Regions from separate parts of the Homo sapiens genome. Here region 2 is linked to region 1. The links are chromatin contacts, found by Hi-C in ENCODE. All regions are on one chromosome and are shown on one strand. The core of a region is the stretch at or near the end of the contact, and the rest is flanking DNA. Distances in the headings are between cores, read along the strand shown.

Region 1 (3,844 bases), core at 847-3,346:
TGCCCATAAATTAACGCTCATGTGTACAGCAACAAAGGTAAGCACTTCTAGCATAATTTTTGCTTGGTCAGACTTTTTATGAGGTTCTGATTCTGCAGGTTCATGATAGACAGAAACCCAAAGATATGTGAGAGGCAGGTGTTGTGTGCTAGAAACATTGAAAGTGTCTCTCTTTTCTTCTTTCATTTTCATTTCTGCACTTCTAACACATGAAATTTAGCTGTTCTAAAATAGTCGAGGAGGAAACTGGCAAATGATGCTTTTATATTTTGGGAATTTGCTTTAAAAAGGGAGAATATGAAAACACAAACATCAAAGAGCAAAGTGGAAATCATGATAGTTTTCAAGTAATTCCAAGACAGAAGGAAGTCTGAAGTTTGAAGAACTGCAATGGGTAATGCTCCTTTTCACAAGTTTCTAATTTTCATTTTCTTTACTTTGTGCCTTCCAATCCTCCTTGTTACCTCCCTGAAGAAAACATTAAACAAATTAAAGCCATGCCAAAATACTAACAGCTAATTTAACCACCCCGTCTTTGGAATACAGCTTGTTTCTAAGTCCTACAAACTGAGGGAGACAGAAACCAGAAGACAGCATTCTCTTTCCCTTCTACTCTTCCACTCCTAACACTCCAACTGTGCCTTGCCTAAAGTTAATTTGCAAAGGGGATCTCAAGGGACGCCACTCCGGTCTACTGAAGTCCGGATCCATCCCCATGTCGACAAGAGGGTGGGCATGAACGTGGGGAAAGTGGGGAGGGCTAACGAGCAATTGAGAACAAGTTTCCCCCGAGGTCCAGTAGCCCTTCAGCTCTTTTTTCTCATTGAAAAGCAGAATTGGGAAGATGGGCCCCTTGTCCCTACAACGCCCCCCAGCGCGGAGCAGAGGTCACAGAAATGTCAGCGCAGCGCATTTGCTTGCAGGAGCAGCAGCTCTGCCGCTCCTCCCGCTCGGTTCGCTGCCACCCACGCAGGAAGCCTCCTTGCTGTCCCTCCAGGCTATAAACTGGGTTAACCCCAGCAAAACCTGCATCAGTGCCCGGAGCCTCAGTTTCCTGTATGTAAAATGAGGGGGATCCTTTCAGCTCTAACATGTGAGTGATTTCATTCTCACATCCTCTAAAAGCTCATCAACTGCTCCCCTATCCGACCTCCCCTCCCAAGAGACGCCTGTTTGAATCCCCAGTGTCCTCTCCCTTCACTCTCCCACGCCAGTTTCGACGGACCCCAAACACACTTGTTCACGAGGTGTCCACATCTCTCCATCCACGCCATTCTCCTCCCCTAACCAAATGAATCCATTTTAAAATCGTTTACTATTTGATACAACCCCTAAGAGGCTTTGCCAAGAGACGCCCGGCAGCACCACAGGGCTAACTGCTTTCCCCGGGATTCTGACCCCCATTAACTAATTCCTAGTTCCCATCACCCGGGAGTTAGGAGGGCCGGCAGCGCCGGGTGCGGTGCCTGCGCGCGCGCCGGGCGGGGGGAGCCTCGGCGGCAGCGAGGACGAAGGCGGGGGCGGTAGCACGGGTCCCCCCATCCGCCCCCAGCGCTCGGGCCCCTAATGAGCTGCTGAAAGGGAGCGGGCTCCGGTGCGCGTGGCTCGCAGGCCTCCCGGAGTCCAGGGCGCCCTGATTGGCCAGCTGCGCCTCGCGACCTCCATTCATTAATAAATTAGCGGCACGCTCCAGCCGAGCGCGAGCCACCAATCACAATGGACAGCGGCGGCGACAACAGCCGCAGCTTGAGCCTCTGCGGCCGCTGCGGCTTCGCCAGCTCCGGCCGCAGCCCGGAGCTCCAACAGGAGCTTTAGAACCATTTTATGTTGATTAGATAAAGGGGGAAAAGAGAGGCGGGGGTGGTGGGAGGAGGAGGATGGATGGCAGGGCCAAGGGAGGGGGAAAGGCGGTGAAGAAAGAGGAAGAAATGAATGATGATAATGCAATGAAAAGAATAAGCCAGAGGAGGGAAAAGCGGGGGAGAAGGGGGGCAGGACTGACAGGAGGAGGAGGCGGTGGCGGGGGAGGAGGGGGCCCGGGGCAGATCTGATTGTTTTCTTGGTGGTATATAAGGGGTTTTAAGGAGAGTCGTGTGCCAGACACGCAGCCACTGAACCACAAGCAGCTTCGCGTTAACTGGAGTGCCTGGGAGTCGCGTGCCAGGAGCCGCACGGCCAGGGACTGACTGACAGACAGACACGCACCACCACCACAACACACGAGACCCGGGCGGGCCGCCGCCGCCGCCGCCGGGGCTCTTGGCAAACTCGCCGGTCGCAGAGGTCCCCCGCGGAGCTGCGCCACAGTAGCGCCGGGCTTGCAGCTTTCACGCCGGGCGAAGGACCCGGCGCTGCGCTCGCAGCTGCGCGGAGATTCCCGGCACAGGCCAAAGTCACAGCAACGCTGAGGCACAGTTAGAGCCAACTAAGTAAGTATTCGAGCCACCGCTTCCAACTACGCAGGTGGTTTCCCCGCACTCAGTCCAACCACACCCGCACGCCCTCTGCTCCGCGCAGAATCTTTGTCGCGGAGGCCGCAGTCCCTTCTCGGGGAGGGAACGCAGGACCGCCCGCGGAGGGCAGGACCCGGCTGACTGGCAGCAGGGTCACAGCGAGCGCTAGCGGCGCTCCTGACCTTGGTTAGCACTGCCTGGGTTTCTTCCTTCGCCTTCCTGCTCCGCGCCATTCGGAGCTGGTCTTCTCGGGTGCGCGCCGGAGCACGCCCCTGTGACACGAAGATCGCGCCTCTGTTTCTTTCCTTACACCTCACTGCCTTTTTCCCCTTTCTCTCTTCGGTAGGATGTTCGTCAAATCCGAGACCTTGGAGTTGAAGGAGGAAGAGGACGTGTTAGTGCTGCTCGGATCGGCCTCCCCCGCCTTGGCGGCCCTGACCCCGCTGTCATCCAGCGCCGACGAAGAAGAGGAGGAGGAGCCGGGCGCGTCAGGCGGGGCGCGTCGGCAGCGCGGGGCTGAGGCCGGGCAGGGGGCGCGGGGCGGCGTGGCTGCGGGTGCGGAGGGCTGCCGGCCCGCACGGCTGCTGGGTCTGGTACACGATTGCAAACGGCGCCCTTCCCGGGCGCGGGCCGTCTCCCGAGGCGCCAAGACGGCCGAGACGGTGCAGCGCATCAAGAAGACCCGTAGACTGAAGGCCAACAACCGCGAGCGAAACCGCATGCACAACCTCAACGCGGCACTGGACGCGCTGCGCGAGGTGCTCCCCACGTTCCCCGAGGACGCCAAGCTCACCAAGATCGAGACCCTGCGCTTCGCCCACAACTACATCTGGGCACTCACCGAGACCCTGCGCCTGGCGGATCACTGCGGGGGCGGCGGCGGGGGCCTGCCGGGGGCGCTCTTCTCCGAGGCAGTGTTGCTGAGCCCGGGAGGAGCCAGCGCCGCCCTGAGCAGCAGCGGAGACAGCCCCTCGCCCGCCTCCACGTGGAGTTGCACCAACAGCCCCGCGCCGTCCTCCTCCGTGTCCTCCAATTCCACCTCCCCCTACAGCTGCACTTTATCGCCCGCCAGCCCGGCCGGGTCAGACATGGACTATTGGCAGCCCCCACCTCCCGACAAGCACCGCTATGCACCTCACCTCCCCATAGCCAGGGATTGTATCTAGAGCTGCCATTTCTGCTACCCACGCCAGGCCTTAGTGGGTTCCCTTTCCTGTCCCCAGTCGAGCCCTCCTCCCTTCCCCTGCCCCTCCTTTCCACGCCCTGGAAACCATCTCACTTCACAGGGCAGGTGTAGCCTTTCTGATTCCTCGGTTGTTTCTTGCATTTCTTGGCTTTGGGTATCCTTCATTCAGACGGGCTCTGATTTACTGAAGGTGTGATGGAGCTTA
Region 2 (3,844 bases), core at 862-3,361, 1.3 Mb before region 1:
TATAGGGTTCGTTAAAAGACAGCTACACTGTTGGCATCCTGGCAAGAATAACTGCACACATGGTATCCAAACAAGTACTATTCCAAGTGTGGATAAGCCAAGTGTTACATAATAAGTCAGGGTCATCCAATGTGGGCTGTTCTTGACCATAATCTCTAGATACTGCTCCACAGCTCATTTTTGGAACATCTCAGTGATTTTTTTTACAGCCCGTTTGAATATTCAAAGTAATAGAGCAACAACAAAAAATTTCTAAGAAGTTGATTCCATTCCAATTTTTGTTATTTGAAGCACTTAATCAAATGATTATGTGAAAATTGCTACTTTGAATGAGACTAATTTTAAAAGGAGTCATTCAGTATATGAACTCCTTATGTTGCACCCAGGCATACCTCCTTTGACCTTGAAGTCTGACTAACCAGACGATTTTTTTCTTCTCTATTTAACAAGGATTTCTGAGAACCAGTATACTTTTTTTGGAAGGGAGAGAAAAGGACTTAAAAGCAATTATTTTCCCTCATGATGTAGCTGTCAGTACCAACCATGCAGAACAGGTATCTTTCCGTAATCTTCTCTTTAATAAAAGGTTTTTGTTTTGGCATTGCTTTGTTTATTTGTTTTGTTTTTCCTGCTCAGGTTTGAGATGGAGGAACAAATAAAGGAGAATATTGTGCTTTCCCTCCTCCATCACAATCCTTCTTACCACCTTTGCCTCAAACCCTTTCTATATTCAATCCTCCTAAAGCAACACTGTAATTTGAGAAAGAGAGAGAAAGAACTAGGAAAGAGAAGACAGAAAGTCTTATTAGGAGAGAGAGTGACTGGGATCTCCTGAGAGTTTGCACAGGCTCAGCAGGGAGGGGACAGACCTTGTCTAAGACTTTTAAAATAATTTATCCTTTATAAAAAATATAAAATCCTTTAATGCTGGACTAAAAGTAAGCCTCTTTCTCACAACACCTTTTCTGAAAGAGAGAAGATGTGAAACTTGTCTTCAAATAATTAAAGGGCCATAAGATTCAGAAACATCAGGCCTGCTATTTTTAAGAGACACATATATAACAAGTAACAGAAAGGATAGAGGAAAATGCTTATGAACTGGAAATGGATGGAAATGTAACACAAGCTACTTTTACATTTACAAGTTACATTCCCCTCTGCTGTCCTTCATCTCATTTTCCCACTGGCTTTTCTAACTCATGCCATGGTAAAAAACATGTGTCACATATCAACCTATTCACAAAATAATCTCTCTGCTCTTTAGTTCTAACCACAGTTTCCCTGAAGCCTCTGCAGTGGAGGCTGCTGATTCTTTCAAGTTTCATGAGCCCTGGTTTAAGTTCTCGTTTTCTGTGGCAAATGCTGTTTCCTGCCTTATTCCACCAGTCAAATATAAAAATCTGCTCTTCTTAGATTCAGACTAGACAGCTATGTCAACTTTTGTACTCTGTTATTTTTTAGTGATTGCCCTGCATTTACTAAATGCCCTGCATTACTAAATAGAATGAAACTGGTTCATTCTATTAAGTTGGAAAACTTCAGAGTCATACTATATTGAGAGTTTTTCTCTTATCAGTTGAGGTGTACAGCTTCTAAGGTGAACTCATGATCCCCATTTTCTGGCATTCACATCTTTGTGTAATCCACCCCCCGCCCCAACTTTAATCACAGGGCGAGCCTGTAACTTACTTCTAACCAACAGATTATGGCAAAGATGATGGGATGGCACCCTAGCATATGTCTCCTTGCTGGTTTGATGAAGTAAGAAACCATGTTGGGAAAGCTCATATGGCAAAGAACTTCAGGTGACCTCTGGGAACTGCGAATAGCTTCTAAATGATGAGAATTGACTGTAGGAGCTCAAGGCAGTTTCAGCTCACAACCAACAAGAGGCCAGAGCCCTCAATCCTACAACTGCAAGGAAATTCTTCCAGTAATCCGAGTGAGCTTGGAAATAGATTCCTCAACAGTCAAATCTCAAATGAGAACACACTCCAGCCAACACATTAATTGCAGCACTGTAAGACCCTAAGAAGAGAATCCAGCTAGGCAGTAACTGGACTCATGACTCACAGAAACTGTGAGATAATTAATATCGTCTTAAGCCACTGAATTTGTGATTTGTAACACAGCAATAGATCACTAATGCAATAATTTCCCTTTGCATTTCTTTCACAACTACCCACTCTTACAGCTTTACCCTCCATCTTGTCATGCCCTGCAAACTAAAATGTCTGAAAATTTTAGCTAACATTCTCTATAAACATATTTCCTATTTATTCTTTGACTTCCAAGTTGAAGACTTCCAGTAACTTGGTCTTCCTCAGATATCAATCCCTCTTTTAAAAATAAACAAACAAACAAACAAAAACTTTCACAAGTTTCTGTCTTCATTCTCCATGCATCTTGGACCTGGCTGATCATCTGAATTTTCATTTGATTTGTACCATTGCTTCTCTTATACAATTATCCTTTCCTGTCCTTTCCAAACCAAATCACAAAAATGATAATAGTTGCATTATCAACACCGATCTCTGCATACATGAGCACTATTCAAGGAAGCCACACATTCATATTGACACCTTTACAACTTTAGTATGCAAGAAATTGCTTCTTAATCCCAAACTCTAATTCTGAAATCTTAGCCCCAGACACTTACAACATCCTTAATAGTTTTACTTTAATTGCTCATCTTGCTCTTTGTAAAACAAATGTATTTTTGTAAGAAATATGTAGATTATCCTGATTGCTTCAAATATAGTTTTCTGAGGGATGTTTAAAAAGATATGAATATGCTATTTTGAATTACCCTATTTGGACCTTGTTTTCACTAGTAACCCTGTTTATATTTGATATACAAATTAGCATTCATAGTCTTTATAAAGCCTCATTCGCGATATATTTAAATGCCCTGGAGTTCTTGTTTCTATGATACTTTCACCTTTAACAATGTTTTCCATAAGTTATTCATAAGTATTATTACTCAAAAGAAGATGTTGAATTTAAGACAACAAGTTTGATGCAAAAATGTGAAGACCTATTAGAAGAAGATATTATATATTCAACTTACTATATGTTGTACTATCCAGTTTATTTTTTCCCAAAGAGTATTGTTCAACCAATGTGGAGAAGGATTGATGTGAAAAGGGCAACGATTACTGAAAAGTACTATTTGTTTTGAGTTAGAGAAAAGGCATTAGGTAATAAAAAATCTTTTGAAACTGAATAAAATACTTTTAAGAAAGATATCCTCATAAGATACTTGAAAAGAAGAAGTGATTAGTCATGGTTTTTCAGAGGCATTCAGTGAGTGCGGTCAGTGGGTGAGGAAATTGAACTCTCAGTCTGACTTCTGGACCACTCTTTGACATTTGGCCTATCCTTGCTTAGCTGTACTTTACCCTAAAGAAATAATAATTATATGTGCCCCCACAATATTTTCCAAAATGCTTAACATCCTAAAACAAAGGATTCTAAACAAAAAAGCAACTTGATTATAAATATGGACAGTACTATAAATATCAGAGTTGAATATTTTCTGTCTCCAAGAACAGCTTTATTTAGAAAGTCATTATCTACAGATGGCCAAGAATAAATCTTATTAAGATGTGCATGTTTGACAGCATTAACACCCATCAGAATCCAGAGTATTGCATTCCACTGAAGTGAGAGAATTGATATAGTACTTGTTGCCTATGTTAACAAACAATTCATTGAATAATTAATTAAATGGTTGAGAACATTTTTAACTCGTTAGAGTTTAACTTCCAATGGAACATAATGATCAGTGATATTATTATCATTGATCTGAGCAGTTTAACCCTAAAGCACAAAGATTTTGACC

What was found. Hi-C counts contacts between places; a loop is a spot of excess contacts on that map. Pooled maps may share reads with other maps.
Region 2: a pooled map shows a loop between it and region 1 (13-fold over the local background). The contact joins the enhancer-like site here to the promoter of NEUROG2 in region 1. A Hi-C loop is called at or near these places in 5 of 37 single-sample maps with no recorded cell type and 5 of 50 pooled maps.

Annotation. Positions count from the first base shown.
Region 1 is chr4:112,514,432-112,518,275 of GRCh38, reverse strand. NEUROG2 (neurogenin 2) reads left to right here and starts at 2,096. Exons shown (of 2, transcript NM_024019.4): 1 at 2,096-2,429; 2 at 2,800-3,844. The coding sequence starts at 2,801. The coding sequence ends at 3,619. It overlaps NEUROG2-AS1 (NEUROG2 and ZGRF1 antisense RNA 1), which reads right to left and starts at 2,897. Exons shown (of 4, transcript NR_161159.1): 1 at 2,636-2,897. LOC124900760 (a long non-coding RNA gene) reads right to left here and starts at 1,471. Exons shown (of 2, transcript XR_007058231.1): 1 at 1,237-1,471; 2 at 1-468. RefSeq lists enhancers at 875-994, 1,095-1,194, 445-1,325 and silencers at 1,335-1,614, 2,935-3,004, 3,265-3,464.
Region 2 is chr4:113,822,883-113,826,726 of GRCh38, reverse strand. No RefSeq gene overlaps it. Among named protein-coding and RNA genes, the nearest start is that of CAMK2D, 63 kb to the right of the region's middle. Within about 2 kb of position 2,111, at least 2 of the 41 ENCODE cell types and tissues checked have a DNase peak (open chromatin) inside an H3K27ac peak, as active enhancers do.